Regions from separate parts of the Homo sapiens genome. Here region 1 is linked to region 2. A link is a loop called in an ENCODE intact Hi-C map of the cell type or tissue named here. Cell type or tissue: PC-3. All regions are shown on one strand. Links, peaks and the distances in the headings refer to the core of each region. The heading gives the core; the rest is flanking DNA.

What was found. Peaks named below come from ENCODE experiments on the same cell type or tissue, not always from the same donor. Only the 100,000 strongest peaks of a DNase experiment are listed, where the experiment ranks them.
Region 1: a loop joins it to region 2, with 7 times the contacts of the local background. A loop is called at or near these places in 10 of 110 quality-filtered maps.

Annotation. Positions count from the first base shown.
Region 1 is chr5:98,754,253-98,757,182 of GRCh38, forward strand. No RefSeq gene overlaps it. Among named protein-coding and RNA genes, the nearest start is that of RGMB-AS1, 17 kb to the right of the region's middle. In PC-3, for the core only: no CTCF peak of the experiment used is centred there; a DNase peak (open chromatin) is centred at 1,309; H3K4me3 peaks cover 397 bases; H3K27ac peaks cover 1,920 bases.
Region 2 is chr5:98,453,349-98,456,278 of GRCh38, forward strand. No RefSeq gene overlaps it. Among named protein-coding and RNA genes, the nearest start is that of LINC01846, 290 kb to the left of the region's middle. In PC-3, for the core only: a CTCF peak has its summit at 1,665 (motif pointing right); a DNase peak (open chromatin) is centred at 1,763; H3K4me3 peaks cover 516 bases; H3K27ac peaks cover 635 bases.

The DNA.
Region 1 (2,930 bases), core at 107-2,606, 300 kb after region 2:
TGTTCTGCATTATGTTTTCATTGTGTGTCTGCCTCTCTGATTTCTTGTTTGCTTTGTTCCAATGCATCTTTGTGTCTCTTTCTTGTGAACATGCTGCATAATGCAAACTAATAAAAATATATGCCTCCAAAGTGTGGAGAGTTGAGTGCCACAAATAGAAAATAAAGTGAATTGTTCTTCCAACATCAAGTGTTTCTCAGGAAGCATTTTTTTTTCTGAAGAATATTTTTCCCTCAGGCTGATTTGCATACCAGGAAAGTGACATATATATTATACTTCATCTGTTATATATATTTCCAAGGTGACATCACTTATTGTTTTCTTTGTATTATGGTAGGACAATTATTTAAATTGTTCTATTAATAAAATGTGTTTTAAGTAATGAACCAGGGCATCTCTATTTTCCCTATATAAATGTTTATTTACTCAATAAATAAGTTTCTGTTCATGTCTAGGACTTCAAAATAATATGTGATAAAATATCTATAAAGTAGATATTTTTAAAACTACCACACTTAGCAATTTTCTGTGCATCAGTTAAGAATTCATATGGTTATGATATAATCAAAACCTTTTTTAAAAACCCTAAAACAATTATGATACAATTCACCTCAAAATAGCATAGAATCTTATAGCTCTAAATTGTGGTATGACAATGGTAGCAGCAAACTTGTCAAATCAGATGAGAGAGTGCAGGATTAGAAAGCTCCAAGTGTTCTATCAATCACTTATTATTCCCAGAAAAAAAGGGACAATAATAGAAGATATACTGAGACAACATAACAGGATTTTTTTCTCCTATTTAATTTAAAATGTCAAATTAGTTTTTAAAACCCTCTCAATTAGAAATGTACTCTGAAGGATAACCAAAAAAAGTCCCTTTGAGCTGTATTTTATTGTTATTTTTAAGAAAATAGAAACCAAAGTTTTGGCTTGAAGACTTACCTAGAGTAAATCTATTCTGGCAGAAACCCAAACAGATACTAGAAGTTTCACATCAGAAAATGGGATTTGATTGACATCCCGCTTGAAATCCATCTTGATAGTTTAAGAAAATCATTGAGTTAACAGAGAGTGCCTTGCAAAAACAGTACAGAAAAACCAAGGAACATTCTGAGACTCAGATTCCATGAGATAAATGTTAGAAAGGTAAATTTTGGGCAATGAGTTCAAGATACATGGCTTCATTATTTCTTTATTGACTCACTGGGATTACCCAGTATTGACCAGCAGCAGGAGTCATAGCTGGAAATGCATTCCCAAAGTCACTAGGTTATGAGTATTGCAGGTGCATGCGATCTGTTTGTTTGTTTTTAAGTGAGTTTGTATTTGCGGGCAGCCCTTGGGGACAATTAGAATTTTGGCAGCTGAGAAGGCAAAATGACTAACAGGACTTGCAGCCAAAATAGCTTTACATAGAAATTCTTATGAAAGCCAATACTAAGTATACACAATTTCGTCTATGACTAAGATCCTAGAGATGGAAGAAACTAAAATTAAATTATTGGTTAGAATGACATTGCTATAAAAGAACATGGCATTTGGCCCCCCTGAAAAAAATCAAACCCCAAAAGTAATTATAAATGTAAGGTATCCTGACTGGGAGAAAATGCTACTTAGAGTTCCACAGAGGTCCTTTAGAACCCAGTATCATTCAACATTTTTATTAACAGCTTTGAGTGGAGATGTTAATACTAATCAAACTTATAAATGGTTAGAATTACAGTGTTTTAGAAAATTAAGATTAAAGTCGAATATAAGCATGAAAAGTTTGAGAAATGGGTGAAAAACGATAAAATGCAACATTCAATAAAGGAAAAATGTGAAGTGGTTTACACAGAAAATGGTGAGTACTACAAAACACTAACAAGAACAAAACACTGAAAAGTATGAGAAAAACGGAAAGTATCAATAATGTGTCACTAACACAAAAATGCTATATTTTATTCTTCATTTAAAATAGTATTTAATACATTGAGTGAATTTCATTTGCATCACTTTGCTTTAGGACAAGTGAAATTTGAAGTTCATTGTGGCAGAATTATGTAATAACAGATAGTCCAATTACATCATTCAGAAGAGAATAGAGGAATTAATAAAAGGTTAAGAAAGAAATACCTTCATGGCAAAAGTTATAGAAAGTTAGGCTGGGTGCGGTGGCTCACGCCTGTAATCCCAGCACTTTGGGAGGCCGAGGCGGACAGATCACGAGGTCAGGAGATCAAGACCATCCTGACTAACACGGTGAAACCCCGTCTCTACTAAAAATACAAAAAATTAGCCGGGCATGGTGGCAGGTGCCTGTGGTCCCAGCTACTCGGGAGGCTGAGGCAGGAGAATGGCGTGAACCTGGGAGGCGGAGCTGGCAGTGAGCCGAGATCACGCCATTGCACCCCAGCCTGGGCGACAGAGCGAGACTCCATCTCAAAAAAAAAAGAAAAGAAAGAAAGTTAATAGTCCAGAAAAAGAAAAGGCAGCAAAGGGGAAATTATAGAACTCTTGAGTAATACATAAATAGAAAGTAGTAGTAAGTGTAATGGTTAAAAGACTTTTTAGAGCTATACGTATGGGTTTGCATCTAATATGGTTTGGCTCTGTGACCCCACCCAAATCTCATTTTGTAGCTCCCATAATTGCCACATGTTGTGGGAGGGACCTGGTGGGAGATGATTGACTCAATCATGGGGGCGGGTCTTTCCTGTACTGTTCTCGTGATAGTGAATGGGTCTCACAAGAGCTGATGGTTTTAAAAGCAGTAGTTTCTCTGCACAAGCTCTCTCTCTTTGCCTGCTACCATCCATGTAAGATGTGACTTGCTCCTCCTTGCCTTCTGCCATGACTGTGAGGCCTCCCCAACCATGTGGAACTGTAAGTCCAATAAACCTCTTTCTTTTGTGAATTGCCCAGTCTTGGGTATGTTTTTATCAGCA
Region 2 (2,930 bases), core at 107-2,606:
AGATAATCAAGAGTAAAAACATAGGTCAAAGATTTCATACCTAGCAAAGGGACTTTCAAGAATAAAGAGCATTCCTGCCGGTCTAGTGGTTAGGAAAAAAAGGAAGAAAAGGCAAATTTGCAAGTTATCAACATTCAAGAACTCTAGAAATATTGTTCCCATGAGGCCTTCTTGAGAAACCTACCAGAGAGCAAACTTCACAAAACCAAAATGACTAGAGAAACATTGACATAAAACTAGTGGTGAACACTAATACATAACTACTTGTAAAATTAATACTAAAAGAGAGCTAAAAATGAGAGATTATAATATTTAATATTATATGTAGATACAGGACAATGTAAGACAATTTATTTAAAAAACAGATGAGAGTGGGGAGAGCAAATTAAAAAATTGTTTTTTCTAAATAATATTGGTGGTAATAGAATTGCTATCCTGAGACAATTATGCAGGTGATGTAGGATAAAGGAAATGAGAAATTTTCAGAAATTCTAATTATATTATCCCCTGTGTCCTTGGGAACTGAGTTTCTTAATGTGAAAGAGAAGAGATACAGATGTAATATAAAACAAATTAAGTAAAACCTTTGTACTCCAAAATTTGTATAGGAAGTACCAGTGTGAGTTTACGAGGTATTTTATCTTTAATATGAACTTATTAAATATAAAATATGCATATATGTGTGTGTGTATTTTTATATATACACACATGCGCACACACACACATGCATACAAATTGCATTAGCTCTGTCCACTGAAAAAGATCAGCTCTGAAAACCTTAACTCTGTCCATCGAAAAGATCTAGAAATGATGACCAACAGAACTGCAATGAGCAAACCAAATATTATATTCCCACCAAAGAAAAAACAGATTACCATTGTGTGGTCTTTCTTGCTAAAACTATCAAACCTAAGGTAGGTTTTGGATAAAGATGACGAGTTTGACTTCGACATGCTGTGTTACACAAACGGAACAGCACAGGAATTGAAAATAAAATGAAAATAAACATTCAAGTGTTATTCAATTTGTTAAGAAAAATAGCAGAGGTCTAACTATGAGAAATCAAGAATCAAAGCACGGATAAATAATAAATATCCATCACAACATTTAGAGAAGTGAGAGATGTTTAGAAGAGGTAATAAAATAATGGGAGTCATATAAGGAGAAAGTTTAGAGAAGCAACTTCTTGAAGTATTAGTTTTCAGCCAAAGACTTAAGTGTACAAGATAGTCATCAGTTCCCTGGCCTTTTCATAGTGTAGTTGCAATAATAATTGCATCATAAAATTACAAAACACACACACAAAAGCTGGAAACTTCATTTGCACTTCAAATTTAAATCACACAGCAAAAATAAAATCTTTGCAACTGTACATTGTGCAGTTATTAACATCTTCATTTTCTAAAGGAGAAGACTGATACACAGAGATATCAAAAGACTATGGAAATCTTAGTTAATTGGTGGAAGAAGAAAATGAAGCCAGTTTGCTGCTGTTTCATTATCAATATCAGGGTCTATTTTGGGGGGATCCTGTCTCTATTCTTGAACATTCTAACTAGAATATTGAAAGACTGTCTTATGTGTGTCATTTATCACTATGTATTTATCAATATTCAGCTAAGAAGAAATTTCAAATTTATAGCTTGATTCTGTATCTTGGAAAACATCAAGGCCCTATCATAGCAAGATGGACAACAGAGGGTGCCCTTCACTTTGAGCATAAGATGCATTGACTAATCATTTCCTGAATCATTACTAAGTGATGCTTCATACAATTCTTGGCAACCGAGTCTTTTAAACTGCAACAGATGTGAAGTGGTGAGTAATATACTTCCGTATTTTTCTCCCTAAAGGCAGTTGAAATCAAATAATCATAGTCAAAGTGAAGGCAAACTCACGATAGTTAATTAAATTTCTATGCCAACGGAAAGCCTTATATAATACCTGGAGATGTTAACAAAGAAAGCTTTGCAAAATGAAATCAGAAGCTACTTGGTGTTAACTGATTTCCAGCTCAAAAGAGAGGGGGACAAGTAGTAGGAAAACTTTCATGCTGATAGTAACAACGGACTTCCAGGAAAATGTCGTTAGTAACAAACAGTGCCTTTGCTAATTGCTTTTTAGATTTTTCCACTGAGTAGAGTTATATATTCCCCATACAACTTATTAGGAAAACATTTACTTAAACCCTCCTTGACTTTTCACTGAAACAACAGTAAAGGGCATCACCTTCTAGTACTTGAGTTGAACAAAATGCTTTCAGCAAAGTCATTCTATATTTGCAGTAAACTAATTTCTCACAAAGAATGAAAGTTCCATACAGGGAAAAAGTAACAATTTTCACCACAATTTGTAAGAGATGCTTTCACAAGAAAAATGAAGCATAGAATCCACAGGTTTCAAATGAAAAACTTGTCTGAAAATAAGGTGAAGGGCTGGCAAACTTCCTGGTTTCCCCAAGAGTTTCAGGCTGAGAAGCCCATTGCAGCACGTGTACATCTCTCCTAATCCTTTTAACCCCAACCCCACACACTTACATGCAAAGCATTGGAATCCTTAAAAATCGCTAGAACTGATGACTAAGACTTGATGTTGTTCTAGGAGCTTCTTCAGAACTCCTGGTAACATTTTTCCTGTCTGGATGTGCAAACTTTATATTATTAACTACATCAAATGAAAACCATCCCCCTCCGATCCTTTTGCTTTACATTCAAAGTAAAAGAATGAATTTCTATTTTATTAATTTCAGGTTCCTTCAGATATGTAATTTAATATGCCAGTGATATAAATAATTCTCCAGAAAACAAAGCGCAGATTCTCAGGTTTTCCAAGGAGAGGATTTTCTCACTGTATCCCCCAGGCTGGAGTGCAGTGGTGCAATCTCGGCTCACTGCAACCTCTGCCTCCCAGGTTCAAGTGATTCTCCTGCC